Regions from separate parts of the Homo sapiens genome. Here region 1 is linked to region 2. A link is a contact called in ENCODE Hi-C or POLR2A ChIA-PET data. All regions are on one chromosome and are shown on one strand. Each heading gives the region's core, a stretch centred on a gene start or an enhancer-like site at or near the end of the contact. The rest is flanking DNA. Distances are from core to core; before and after follow the strand shown. Region 1 overlaps ELK3 (ETS transcription factor ELK3). Region 2 overlaps LINC02452 (long intergenic non-protein coding RNA 2452).

Evidence for each region. A loop is a pair of places that touch in the nucleus more often than their neighbours do. ChIA-PET counts read pairs that join two places held with the same protein, here RNA polymerase II (POLR2A). Pooled maps may share reads with other maps.
Region 1: a loop to region 2 is called in a map of endothelial cell of umbilical vein, with 7 times the contacts of the local background. The contact joins two enhancer-like sites. A Hi-C loop is called at or near these places in 13 of 168 maps with a recorded cell type or tissue (CD14-positive monocyte, CD4-positive, alpha-beta T cell, Right ventricle myocardium inferior and 5 more) and 18 of 50 pooled maps. POLR2A ChIA-PET finds 5 or more read pairs at or near these places in 15 of 52 experiments (CD4-positive, alpha-beta T cell, CD4-positive, alpha-beta memory T cell, GM12878 and 10 more).

The regions. Positions count from the first base shown.
Region 1 is chr12:96,210,590-96,218,102 of GRCh38, reverse strand. All of the region lies in intron 1 of ELK3 (ETS transcription factor ELK3), which reads right to left. Among named protein-coding and RNA genes, the nearest start is that of ELK3, 20 kb to the right of the region's middle. RefSeq lists an enhancer at 7,479-7,513. Within about 2 kb of position 5,947, at least 5 of the 41 ENCODE cell types and tissues checked have a DNase peak (open chromatin) inside an H3K27ac peak, as active enhancers do; they include endothelial cell of umbilical vein, where a contact is called at or near this core.
Region 2 is chr12:96,161,446-96,168,602 of GRCh38, reverse strand. It overlaps LINC02452 (long intergenic non-protein coding RNA 2452), which reads left to right. Exons shown (of 3, transcript XR_945239.3): 2 at 3,172-3,296; 3 at 5,355-6,765. Among named protein-coding and RNA genes, the nearest start is that of LINC02452, 7.5 kb to the left of the region's middle. RefSeq lists a silencer at 2,018-2,312. Within about 2 kb of position 2,807, at least 4 of the 41 ENCODE cell types and tissues checked have a DNase peak (open chromatin) inside an H3K27ac peak, as active enhancers do; they include endothelial cell of umbilical vein, where a contact is called at or near this core.

The DNA of each region.
Region 1 (7,513 bases), core at 4,698-7,197, 46 kb before region 2:
TTCCCTTTGTAATGCAGAGCTGTGATCTGCCATGGTAGAGTGAAGTTAGATGATTTAGAGCAGCTTGTCAAACGTGAATCATATGCATACCTCCTTTAAAGGAGGAGGAGGAAAAGTGATTTTCGTTCTCAGTGTTGACAAATGATTTTTTTTTTTTTTTTTTTTGAGACGGCGTCTCTCTTTGTCCCTCAGGCTGGAGTGCAGTGGTGCGATCTCGGCTCACTGCAACCTCTGCCTCCCGGGTTCAAGCGATTCTCCTGCCTCAGCCTTCCAAGTAGCTGGGACCACAGGTGCGCACCACCACGCCCAGCTAATTTTTTTGTATTTTTAGTGGAGACAGGGTTTCACCATGTTGGCCAAGATGGTCTCGATCTCCTGACCTCAGGTGATCTGCCCGCCTCGGCCTCCCAAAGTGCTGGGATTACAGGTGTGAGCCACTGTGCCCAGCTGAGGAATTGGTTTGTTAAAAAATAATTTTCAAAAGAGGGTTAAATCATGGCTCTCATACAGATATCAAAATGAACACGTTCGAGATTTTATTTCACTCATAATTCAGTAGGGAACCAGGCAGACGTTATAATGAGTTCAAAAAAGCATCTGAATAATAGAGGCATTTATAGAAGAAGAACATTGAAATAAATGCTTAAATGGAGGCAAAACTAGGGGTGGGAGTCAATGGCACTCTGTAAGACAGAATTTGGCTGTCTATAGACGAGAATTATTTCATGATCAGTTACCTATAGTCAACAACGTTGTAAAATACCTTCCAAAAAATCAGAATCACATCATCCGGAGGGAGTCTTCTCTAGAGTCAAGAATGCAGTTTTTCACTGAAGCATAATTCTTTTCTTTTCGACTAGGTCTCACTCTGTCAGCCAGGCTGGAGTGCAGTGGCACGATCTTGGCTCACTGCAGCCTCAGCCTCCTGGGGTCAAACAATCCTCCCATCTCTAGCTCCCAAGTAGCTTGGGCTACAGGTATGTGCCACCACGCCCTGCTCATTTCTTAATTTTTTGTGGAGACCATCTCTGTATGTTGCTCAGGAGTCTCCAACTCCTGGCCTGAAGCAACTCTCCTGCCTCAGCCTCTCAAAGTGCTGGGATTACAGGCATGAGCCATCGCATCCAGCTGTTTAGCTATTTTCTATAACTCAAAGCAGGTGCTAGTGAAGCACTTTTGTCTATTTGGAAGGTAAGCGCAGATTCTGGCACCTGACTCTCTGGGTTCAACAGCAAAGACTCGTCCTGTCTGGTTGTGGGACTTTGGGGAAGTTACTTAACCTTTCTGTGCCTCAGTATCCTCATAGGTAAAATGGGACTGATATGATAAAAGTATCATATCATACAGGGTTGTTGTAAGAGTTACAGAAGTTACTAATAATGCACTTAAACTACACCTGGGGCAAAGTAAGTGCTATTTAAATGTTAACTACAATTACCTTTTAAGCTACAGGGAATCCTCCTCACAGAGCTTGCTGTGGAGTCACATGGCCTTCACCAGGCTAGAAGGCATTGTGTAGCTACAGCACCCACCTGGGCTCTTTGTCCATTAGGCAATGAGCCCCACACAGGCACTGAAATCCAGGGAGACTCTTCAGCCACATGGCGACTGTGGTTTATAAGGTGACTTGGAGTATGCTTCTGTTTTGTAGTCTATCATCAAATATGAAAGCACAAAAAATCGTAAATGCTTGCAGAAAACTCAGATGCTAGGGCACTGATTCTCCGACTCCAGCTTAACAAACACTGGTTTAAATGCTGACCCTGAGGCCTCCAAGCTGTGTGACCTCAGCAAAGAGGGTCCCTGGGGCTCTCTCCTTCCCTGGGGTACATTCGGCTCCCATCTATGTGGTTTCTCTGGAGCAGGAAGGAGAGTCAAGTACATGAGAGCTGTTGGGTCAGATAGCGAAGAAAGAAAGATGTTCTAAATGACAAGCCAAGGGACAATGATGACAACACCGCTCATAGCCGCTGCAGATGGGGCCCTACAGGAGGGCATTCACGGGCTGGTCAGGGCAAAAGACACAGAGTAGAGAGGCCGAGAGTAAAACGCTTGACCTCTGGCACAGAGGGGAGGGACATTTTTGCAGACTCTGAGTGATTATTTTCTGCCCTTATTCTGTTTTCAGCTTTTTGCACTTAAAGAATGCAGTTATGAAAACAGTTTTGAGGCTAGGCGTGATAGCTCACGCCTGTAATCCTGGCACTTTGGGAGGCCGAGGTGGGTGGATCGCTTGAGCCCAGGAATTCGAGACCAGCCTGGGCAAGAGTAAGACCCCATCTCTACAAAAAATACAAAAATTAGCTGTGTCTGGTGGTCCGCGCCTGTCCACCCAGCTACTCAAGAGGCTGGGGTGAGAGGATCGCCTAAGCCTGGGAAGTAGAGGCTGCAGTGAGCTGTGATTGCACCACTGCACTCCAGCCTGGGTGACAGAGCGAGACCATCTCTCTTTAAAAAAAAAAAAAAAAAAAAAGGTTTTATGTCCCTCTTTAGTCTTTCCCATGTTTTTATTTAACTTTGATTCATTCTTTAATCCGACGGAGCCTCAAAAAGAAAGATGCTATTGACAGAAATATTGATCATTCTCATTACGCTGTGCCCGCCTCCGCCTACGTGAGAGCTGTCAGGTCACATGACACGATCCCAGCTTCAGGTGTCCCAGCTGCCTCCTGCCTCTGTCACCGAAAAGCTACTGGCCTCTTCTTGGAAGCTGACCTCCTTCCTGTCGGCCACAAGGTGGCGCCCGACGTCTTAATGTGAGCAAGGGCCGCACAGACCCCTTATGCAAAGTATGAGGTTTTTGCCTCCATTCTTAGAAGTCGAAATGCCCACTTATTTGTTCTTCTTTCTACTGATGGCAACCTAGCACTTCCCTTTGCATGTTCCTTGTTTCATTTTTACTGAGGTGGGAGTTGAGGGGGCAGAATTAGCTTTGATTTTCTTAAGCTTCTATGTGGTGGGAAATAAGAAACGAGGCAACTTAAAAAAAAAAAAAAGGCAATGAGAGCCCAAGAAAAGGAGAAAAACTTCTGGGTAAGGAATAAACAAAATAGGTGCTCATGAGGTACCCATGTCTTTTTTCGTTTGTTAAATTTTGCATGGTTAGAGAAATGAAGATGGATTTGAACACTTCTTACTGAAAATTCTGCTGAGTTCAACTCCTCTGCCAGTATCTGCTATGCATTTCCATGTCATGATACTATCATTGTCTAAGACAAAGGGTAGTAGCCATTTCATTATAGAAAATGAACCCTGTACCTCAGTCAAAGAACTGGAAGACAACATTTTATATTATTAGGGATCTGCAATAACTCAGCACAGAGTAAGTGTAAGGTATTAAGTAAATAAGGATAATATTTGAAAAAAAAACTTATACAAGTTCTGAAGTTTTTTATTATTTCTGTGAGTTGGAAGACTATTAAATTTATTTTCAAAGGACATTTAAATTATTTTGATCATTATCACTGTGTATAAAAAAGGCATGAGGCCAACTTCATGTCTCCCAAGCTTTTCATTTATTAACAAGTATTTGCATTCTGTGAATATCTACAAATTGTTCATTTTAAAAAAGGTAAACAAAAGTAGGTATTGCTCACCTATTTACTTACTCTTTACAGTCTGCAATGGTTTTTGCTGTTTTTTTTTTTGTTTGTTTGTTTTGTTTTGTTTTTTGAGACAGAGTCTTGCTCTGTCGCCCAGGCTGGAGCACAGTGGTGTGATCTCGGTTCACTGCAAGCTCCGCCTCCCAGGTTCAAGTGATTCTCGTGCCTCAGCCTCCCGAGTAGCTGGGACTACAGGCGCACACCACTGCCTCCGGCTCATTTTTGTATTTTTAGTAGAGACAGGGTTTCAGCATGTTCGCCAGGGTGGTCTCAAACTCCTGACCTCAGGTGATCCACCCACCTCGGCCTCCCAAAGTGCTGGGATTATAAGCGTGAGCCACCGTGTCTGGCCCAGTCTGCAATGTTTTTTAAATAACTCTTCCATCTTGGGAAAGAGAAAGGTTGCTGGGATTACATGCCTGTACATGTTATATCTAGCACAATGTAATATCTAGCACAATGCAAGGATTACTGGGTTTTTAATGAACGGATTACATGTCTGTAATCCCAGCACTTTGGGAGACCGAGGAGGGAGGACAGTTTGTGCCTAGGAGTTCAAGACCAGCCTGGGCAACACGAGACCCCCATCCCCACAAAAAACACAAAAGTTAGCTGGATGTGGTGACACATACCTGTAGTCCCAGCTACTTGGGGAGCTGAGGCAGGAGGATCACTTAAGCCCAGGAGTTTGAGGCTGCAGTGAGCTGTGATCACATCACTGCACCCCAGCCTGGGCAACAGAGCATGAACCTGTCTCAAAAACAAAACAAAAAAAAAGAGAGATTTTTCAGAGGAAATCACTGACAACCACTGAAATAACAACATATGCAATTTACTGTGTGTAGGAACACCCCTCTTTCCTTCTGGAACTATGCTGTCTCTGGCTAAATTAGAAGTAACTCAATTGGTTTGTCAGTGACTTTTATATGGGTGAGTAGTAAATGATGGCTTCGTTAACACTGGCTGAGAAAATGTCTTACAACCATTCGACTTTTTCCCACAGAATTCACCGCACCCCACCCTAATAACCACCATACAACCCAGCCCTATGTTATCCTACATTTTCAGAGCGGGCCCACAGTAAGACAGAAAAGGGCCTATTTCCATCCAAGGCTGCCTCGTGTGGGTACCTCTTGATCCCTAACAGTCCAAAACTTTTTAAGATTCCTGGGATAGAGTTTGTTCTTTCTGGGCTTAGAGAAGAAGAGGTGGTCAATCTGCAGGGTAAAGAAATAACTGATTGTCCCAGAAGCACACCCTATTTCTCTGTAGCACAAAGCAGCAAGGCAATTTAAATGAGATGGTGTGTGGAAAAAGCATGGCACTGCGCCAAAGGCTTATATATGTTTTAAACCTTCAACAAGGTTTCTATGCCCCCTTCGTATATGCCTTATATGAAGCCTTCCACAACACATAAACAGCTATTTATTTTTAGCCATCATTTCACTTGCATTACCCAGCACTTCCAACACAGCCCCTGACAAACAATAGGTACTCAATTAAAAGGTGTGTAATGAATCACAATTTCTTTGGCTCTCGATTTCTCTAAGATGGGTATTGTAAGATCTGACTTCACAGACTCTTCCAAAATGAGCTAAAGAGCCTAGAAAAAATAATTTTATTTTGCTTCCCCCTCCCCCGCGAGAAAGATGAACTCACTCCCTTCTCCAGTGTGATCTTCTTTGAGTCCTGTATCCCGCCACGTGGCTCACCGGTAGCCACACAGAGTGTGCACTATGCAGTCTTCAACACACACACATCTTCATTTAATCTCTTCTTTGAAAACATCAGACAAAAATTTTATTGGGTGGTTAAAGGAATATAAGCCTCCTAGATCAAAGCAGCCAACTGGTCACCCGGCCTTCCCAAATTGAGGCTGCCGTTCATTAGAGCTGCTTGGTTAACCACATCCACCTCCCCCCTATAACAACATCCCCAGGAAACAGATTTAGAAGTCCTGGGAATTGCAGGGAAAATCTTTTCAGGTAACCTTCTGTATTAAAACAGCAGACCATGTCTTGAAAGATGAGTGGGGCTATAAAAAACAGAGGTTCCTACAACCTGAGGCAGTCCCTAGGCCCCCTCAGAGTCTCACATGGAAGGACAAGCTCTGCTGACAATGCTTTTTCTTTAAACAGATGGGCTGTTCCTTCCCAGACATTTTTGGACTAAAACCTGAACATTCACTTTCTTTGCAATTGTTTTTGTTGCCTGTGTTGTTTGCATTCTCTTAATTCTAGCTTGAAGCACGTCCCGCAGTTCTCATACTTGGTAACATTCAGCTTCCTCTTCTTCTGCAGGTTGCAGGCAGGAAACTGGAAAATGGGCCACAGGAAACCTGGCCTCCTACATCTGTCCCACTTTGTCACTGCAGCTCTGGTTTCATTTTGTCTTGTGTTTTAGCTCTGTTTTAACCTTCAGTACTGCAGCCCAACTCTGCCTTCTGAAACAACACTGAGGTTCTTATCGCCCAAGAAAACTCAGAATTTTTGTTCCTCCCCAAAGTAATTAACATTGTGAATTCAACAGGGAAAAAATACTAAGCAGATTCTCCTAAACAGTAGTCATTTGGATCAGAAAAATGATTCATTAGATGTAATAAAGCTATTAATAAATCCACAATGAAAATTAAAGACTGTTTCATAATACTGGACACAGAAAAGTTTTTATTTTGTATTTCCTGTGATTAAGGTCAATGGAAAAGCACAAGTTATTTTAGGTAAATATGGTTACTAGTGGTCCAAGGCTGCCTGATGAATTTTAACTTGCTAGGCTTTGATAAATAACGTACAAAAATAAGCTACAATCATATTTCATTATAAATATCACATTGTGATATATTTCAAATTGTTTCATAATATCACAACTATTAAGTTGAACTGTAAGAAATTATTCTTTTTAGAGATCAAAACTAGTTAAATACCAGCAATCTCATATATTCAACCTAAAATATATTCACATACATAAAACTGATACACACACACACACACACACACACACACACACACACACAAACACACAATGACATCCCCAGGGCAGTTTCCTCTTCACATATTTGGTCCATGGACCTTTCTGACAATCTAAAATTCTCTAGGAAAAATATACAGCTATACAAAATACACATAATTTCACCAGGATTTATAAAACTCTAAAAATAACTTATAAATTTCAAATTAAGAGCACTGTTCTAAGAAAACGTTAGCTATTAATATATCCTCCACCACCAGCAATGCTGAGATCCCATGGAATTCTGAAGAACAGCGCCCATACCTAAAGAAATCCATTACTTTATTAAATAGGAGCTTTTCTTTTTAGTGCAATTAAATTTGATGACCACTTACTATGTACCAGGAATTGTGCTGAGTGCTTTATACATGCTGTCTAAATTTAATACTCTCAGTTGGCTGTGCCCACGAGGAACTATGACTTCGAAAGGTGAAATAAGACACTCATGGCCACATGGGTAAAATGGGCCAACAGAGCCTCATATCCAGGGGCATCTGGCTCCAAAGTCCAGGTTCTTAATCAACGCGCATATGCCCCCAGTAGAGGCTTCTTTTCTCATATGCACACTTCACTGCTGCTAAGGGAAACGTCTCATTGTAATGCGTGGGAAATACATTCCTACTAGGAATCAAATCAGGACATTTCCTTGTTCATTTCTGGTGTTGCCTCATCTGTGTCTCCAGCTGCTCCAGTTGGGTTGTTTCAAGAAAGAATCTTTGAATCCACCCCATCCACCATTTTGTTAACCAGTGCCCTCCTTTCAAAGATCTGTATCGTGGTTTAAATAGGTTCAAGGTTCACCCAACACTAAATAAGCAAGGGTGGTTCTCGATACAAGTGGGCCGTTGAGAAGCTGCGTGTTCTGGAAGTCGGTGCCCCTGGACCTCCCACTCGGGGTGTGTGTG
Region 2 (7,157 bases), core at 1,558-4,057:
AGCCAGGTGTGGTGTCACATGCCTGTAATCCCAGCTACTGGGGAGGCTGAGGCAGGAGAATCACTTGAACCTGGAGGTGTAGGTTGCAGTGAGGCGAGATGGTGTCATTGCACTCCAGCCTGGGCGACAGAACGAGACTCCATCTCAAAAAACAAAGAAACAAACAAAATATATGAATATAAAACAATATAAGAGTCTTTTTCTAAGTGACTTATAAATTGGCTTTGAGGATTAGCCCACACAAGGATTTGGGACAAGGAGTTCTAAAATGTTTTCTGTAGGGGTGTCATGGGAAAAGGAGCAGGTCTTCCAAGGGGACCAGTTAGATGGTGATGGCCGGTATCTGAATGCAAAGTTTCCAGTAAATGAGTTTTAAAGACAATAATGTTGGTTTATAGTAATATTTTATACAATATTGGACTTTTACAGGAAACTATTTGTAATCATAGTGAATTTCATTTAATAACCTAATAACTTGATTGTTTGGTACTCATGTAGAAATTGTAGGTCTTACATGATTTGGGGCTGTTGGAATCCAAGATTTTCTTCCCAATTGTTATAAGCTTTCTCCAATAGTTACTTTAAATTTGCCCATTATTGCTTTCTCTTCTCACTGTTTTCCTTTAACCTGATACTTGCTGACAATTCACCAGAGAGGTGAGCCCCTTGCATACTTCTAGACTTCCTGTACATGTTTTATCAGAGCAATAATGATGACTGTTCACCCTCATTACGGGTAAAATAAGTTAAGACAGGCTCAGGCCTAGGTTAATATGCTTCTAACTTTGACTCTAAATGAAACCTGTGTTTAGGAAGAGGGTAGCTGAGGAATCACATGTCCATAGGGGCCAGGCAGGTAACCTAAATGTATGAAGAGAGCTGGCTGTAAGAAAAGCAACAGGTGAGAAGCCCTACCATCAAAGTGGAAGCTTGGAACTGAGTCATCTGCTGGGCTATTTTAGAGACCCCCTGCTCAGAGGCCTGCTGGTCTTGGAGTGTGGCAGGCCTGATTCCACAGGTGGAGGCCACAGCCCTACTGGGTCCTGTGAGAAACAGAGCTTGGAGAGCCAGGGGAGTCCCTCTCCTGGTTCATCATCCTTAGCAGGACTCCCTGGCTCGCTCAAGCTCCATCTGATGCTCAGCCTTGGATTAGAAGGGCCCTTGCTGCCTCCTTTTCATGGGAGTTGAGAACCTCCTGAAGCCCATGCAGGACTTTGGGCTCAGGTCAGCTTGGGACTCAGGCTTATTTTTCTGGAAATGTAGCAGACTCTAAAATGCTGGCTTCCAGAGATCAAGGACTTGTATATTACTGTATTCAGGACTGAGCCAGCTGGCAAGCTGTAGTGGTTACTAAAATATCAAAATGCACCAAGTGACTCAAGGGTTAACACCTGACACAGGAGCAAAGGGCCTCCAGCACAGGCCCAGCAATATCTCCAAAGTCCTCCTGAAACCCTGAAAAACAAAACTGGTGAGTTAGGGTGAAAGCCTTCCTGTTACATGTGTTGAAAATCACCCCTGATTGTTCTTCAAATGTAACTCAGTGCCTGGCACCTTCTATAAATGAATGAACACATGAATGAATGAATGCATTAATGAATGAATGAATGAATGAATGTAGGGCTGGAGGGCAACAGCTGTTCAATACGTGTGTGTTGCATGAATGAGTCTTCATCTGCTGTTTTCTGAAAATGCAGGCATTCCTTACACACAGCAGAGCTCTCTGAATCCATCTTAAATAGCATTTTACACTGGTTTGAGAACTCAAGGTCACCCTCTTACTTGTACCTGGGCTTTTATATAATACGCTTTAATCACCTGCCTGGCAGCTGTCAGGAAAGCTTTCTGTTGTAACATATCCAGGGAAAAAGTCATATTTTGCTTTACATACTTAAGTGAAAAATTGGTCCCTGGCTGAACATAATGGAAGTCATTCGTTCTGGAAAAAGCAATTCAGAAAAAGATATCCCCTAAAAATCTAGCACAGTCCACTCAGAACTCCATCCTCTGATGGGCTGGGGAAGATCCTTAGACTTATGAGCTATTTTGAGGGGGGTAGGGGGTACTTTAATTTCCCATAAGGGCAAGTGTCTAGGAAATCTGTCTACTAACTGTAACTGTTTGCTCCTGAAATGTGTGATTGGCCCCATCTGAGAGGTGACGGATGCTCCTTTTAGTGCCTGGCAGTCCCCATTACAGCGAGTGTGGAAGTGACTTCTGTGATCCCTAGCCAATGTGAAGCCTTTCAGTCAGGAAGAAGAGTGGAGAGAAACTTCTTACATTTCAAAGTTTGCCCTTGAGAAGGCCTTTTCCCTCACGCCCCTCTTCCCAAAACCAGGGAATCTGATAACATTTTTCTATAATTTTTTTTTTGTCACCTATCTATGTAACCAGAGGCAGAAAGGAACGACTTGGTTTAAAACACAAGGCCGAGGCATAAGGTGGCGTGAGTCCCCAAAGCTGCTCCCTGGTTTCATCTAGGCCCTCTTCTTTCAGATTTAGTGATGGAATTCTCCCTGTTAGAGCCGTGGTTTTCATAACCCTAAAACCAGAGCTGTGCGGCCTCAGGGTGGGCAGCCGAGATTCCTGTGGCAGCTTCTTCTGAGCCCTGGGGGGTGGGAGGACAGACGGCAAGCGGGGTGGAAAGGGACAACTCCAGCCCTCACTAGTTACTTGGGGGTGGAGTGAGGATACATTTCTTGTGTCCCTTATGGTTGAGTTTCTCAAAGCTCATCTCTGGCTGAAACCAGGGAGCCGAACCAAACCCCTGCCTCGTGGGAAGCAATGATGTAGCCACTTTCAGCTTTTGTTCAAATGCTCCTGAAAGGGAGCCGCCCTATCACACACGGAACTTCAGGAAAGCTCATGCCCTCCCCAGAAATGACAAATGGAAAAGACAGAACAGTCTCCGGCCAGGCCAGGATACAGTCTCTGGAAAGAGATTGTTTTTGTCTCCATTGCCATAGAAAACACATCCTTTTAACTTAATAAGTAGGGAAACAGCATAATCACACGCGCTGGAGGTTACCAAGGTGAACAGAATCCAAGATTAAAATCTGCCAGTCCAGGGGTGCATGGAAGCATGGGAGGCCCAAAGAGGAAATCTAGTTTGCTGTTGGTAAATTTTTTTGGATGCTGTTTATGTTTGAACTTTTCTCTGTTTTCCTGTAGAAACTTCCGTACCCTCTTCCTGTGTCCCTACAAAAGCCTGGACAATGCAGTCCCAGCCCTGCTGCAGAACATGGGCAGGCCCCACCTTCCTCCTTCCTGCAGGGATATCCTTTCCTATAGAAGAGGTAAGAATGTAAGGTTCATGTGAAAATGTGATTATATTCCTTATCTCAGTCATTTCATGATTTGCTGTTTGGCGACAATAAGTCAGCCTGGCCACATTCACAATAGAGGTGGCCCCGGTTCCTAGTTTTGGCTCGTGCTGTTTTCTCAGCTGAAGAGGGCAACCGGCTGTTAAAAACGCTGCCTGTTTTCCAGGATCTTATCAGGAGTTCATGTCTAAGGCCAGAAAGAGAAGGGAGGGCTCCATTTTTTTTCCTCTCTCCTCATTGTTTCCAACTGAATTGGCAGGAAATAGGAGTCCTCCACCTGTCCCTCTCGGGAGCAAAATTGATTCGATTCCATTTTTCAGATGTATCCGCTACCACCAGAAATTGGGGACATTTCCGCTCACCCCAAAATGAATGCGTTCCTGGATTGACACAAATGACATCTTTCAGAATTGCAAATTAATCACATTTAAATGGGGATGTTTGGGACGGGGGATTGGTGTCAATTGCCCCACAGAATCTCAGGTTTGCTTTCTCTTCTCATTCACCCTTTTGTGAAGTGCCTTTTAGGGCTGTGGGGCTTGACTGACTCCAACAAGTTTGTGTGAATGTGGTGTGTGTGTGTGTGTGTAGTGTGTGTGAATGTGGTGTGTGTGTGTGTGAATGTGGTGTGTGTGTGTTTAGTGTGTGTGAATGCGGTGCATGTGTGTAGTGTGTGTGGATGTGCTGTGTGTGTGTAGTGTGTGTGAATGTGGTGTGTGTGTGTAGTGTGTGTGAATGTGGTGTGTGTGTGTAGTGTGTGTGAATGCGGTGTGTGTAGTGTGTGTGAATGTGGTGTGTGTGTAGTGTGTGTGAATGTGGTGTGTGTGTGTGTAGTGTGTGTGAATGTGGTGTGTGTGTGAATGTGGTGTGTGTGTGTGGTGTGTGTGAATGCGGTGTGTGTGTGTAGTGTGTGTGAATGTGGTGTGTGTGTGTGTGTGTGTAGTGTGTGTGAATGTGGTGTGTGTTTGTGTGTAGTGTGTGTAGTTTGCATGTACCATCAATGGCGTGGACACTCAGAGAACTGAAATCCTTCGCTCAGGGTCTCACATAAATCAAAACAGTTCCCTTTCACAGCTGCCTTAGAGCATATGTTTCAGGCAGGGTAATACAGGATCCAGACAGAAGCTAAGTCCATTTCTCAAGACTCATAGTGGGCTTGTGGTTGACCTAGTATTTTCCACTTAACCCAGTTCAGCCAATTCAGCCAATTTGAACAAAAATCAGGGTCTGTCTAGATGCTTTATTTCATCTAAAAACAACCCCAGATGATTCTATTTTGAGGGGATCAATCATTTTACTACCTAGAGAAAAAGCTTAAACATAGGAATTACATAAACCACAGTATTCCATAAACAGAAGGACCTTCCTACTCAATGTCAACACTTCGTGTTGGAGCTTAGACTCAGAAACTGGGCAGTTGCTAGATGGAGCCCTGAAACAATCCATTTCCAACTACCCTCAAGAGCACAAGAAGCAGAAACAGCATTTTGATTCCACCCTAGTGGGGTCCTGGTTTTCCCAGGTCACATTATCCTCAATCCAGGGTCCTGACTAAGACCAAAGAGGTCATGCTCCTGCCCCATCTTGTTTAGGAACTCCAGCTCCTCACACCCACTGCAACCATGGTGGCTGCCTGTGGTTCTTGTGTTGTGTGAGGATATTTGCAGGCAGGACAAAATGTTCCAGACTCCTTCCTCCCTGTGGGTCCTAGGGGACCCATGAGGTATCTGTGCTCCCAGAGCTCCCTGCTTCTTGACCCCCTGGGCTGTATTTGATGGGAGCCACCCGCCTCTGCCCCACTCATGCTCATCCTTGGGTACCCAACTGATGTTCTAAATATGGATGTCAATAGACGGGCCAAAAGCCACGTAGATAGAAAGAGTGTTTCCACGCAAGTGAGACAACCAACTTAAAATCAGCCTCTCAGAAATGAGATCTGTGGGAGAAAAATATTTTAACCTCCTTGTATTGTATGAACCAATGCTTTCCTTCAACCCCAATGTTTCCTTTCTCTCCTTGGTGCTTGCCCAGGTCCCTGTGCCCTTTGAAGCAGTTGGGCTCTTCTGCACTGACTGCCTCAGAGAAAGGATGTTACAGTGGAAAACAGAACCGGGAAAAGACTTCCTGACTTTGGAGTTTCAAAAGCTTAGTTCATTAGAGAAATGGAAAAGACTCAGAAAGGATTAAACACTGGGCAGAAGTATTGTGAGTGAGAACCAAATTCCTTACTAGTCCTACCACCTGAGCTTCAAGGATTGTGGATATCCAGTGGGGAGGAGAACTGATGGGGACTGGGGCGAGAAGGTCAGATCTGAAGAAACTCCAGGGGCATGAGCAGACCCAGCATCCATGGACAACGCAGTATCCACTCACATGAGCCTGTGCACCACCGGTGCATCGGGGCTGCACTGGTTGTCTTGTCCTTTGGCATCCAGTGAGGACTTCCTAGGAGGGCTGTTGGCATTTTCCTCACTGACCATTTAGCAGGAATAACAACTGTCTTTGCCTCCAAACCTGGCTATGTTGCAGTTAAGAAGACTGATTCCATGCGGTCAACCTAATATGCAATATCTCATGGTGCTTGTAAGCCCCCAAGAAGGAGGATGGGGCCTTTGTGTACGTGGCAAGGTAGTGCCATAGAAGGAAAAGTTTCTGAGTCTACAATTGAAGGCAAATGGAACCAGCTCAAGATTTTCCTCAAAGAATAACAATGGTCAAGCTCTGCTCCCACACCAAACTCTCCTTATTATATGATCCTCTGGCCTTCTACAGAGTGCTACATTGCTCTTCCATGTTGAAAAACTTTGAACTATTTCCCACAGAGCTAGTCCAGTGGTCTATTTGGGTGATTCTACTCTGTGTTGCATTTCTAGTCTCTGACCTAACCTTGACCTTGACCCTGATCTTGGGTACTTGCTTGGTTTTCCTGGTTCTCACACCCCTCATCATAAACCATGCCCTCCCCAGCTCCCAGGCCAGGTGTGTAGCAGGCTTTATCTCCCCTTCTTTACTGGGGTGTCTCAATGTCTCAGCCACCCTACATACCTGGAGGTTCCTAACCTCCATGAAACCCTCAAACCACAACCTCCCTCATTTTGCCTAACATGAAGTGGATCACAGGTAACATGGCATCCTCAGGATCACACCATAAGCACCAGATGGAGAAGGGTTTTGCCTGGGATGAGTCAAGGTATTACATTAATGGGACCAGCTTGGGCCAGCCACTGGCTGGGATCCCCTCTCGTCACATGGAATCCCTTCCTTATTCTCTTTCCTCCCATGACTGGTATGGTTAGACCATCCTGGGGACAAACTCACCCTTCTCTTCACTAGAGGAAGGGTGGTGGGAGAGGAAATAACTTCTTCTGCAGCCTAGAGGTGAGACCCAGAGGACCACAGGAATGGGCCTGGAGGGCAAGTGGCCATAGCTGAGACTTTAAACCAGAGAAGAAAGAGGGCAAGGAAACCAGATCAGTCACCAATGCTAATGTCCTCTGGGCATGTCAACACTAAGAAGATGAAAATGGAAAACATGAAAAGGAAGTATCACTTCTGGCTTATGTTATGTACTTGGCACAGTGTTAATTTCCATCCTTGCACCTTCCCCGTGCCCTTCTCTGCTTCACAGGGGCCTAATTAACATTACACAGTGTCCTATAGGCCTCAGATGAAAGCTATTATAAAAGTGCAGAAACGGTCACCGTCATCACAGACCCTAATTTGATAAGAAATTCCTTTCAGCCTGAAGTGAGTATTAACTATATTCGAAGGTCTAGGAATGTTGTCAGTGTGTGTTTCAAAGGTTACCACTATCTGGGGGGAATGCACCATGAA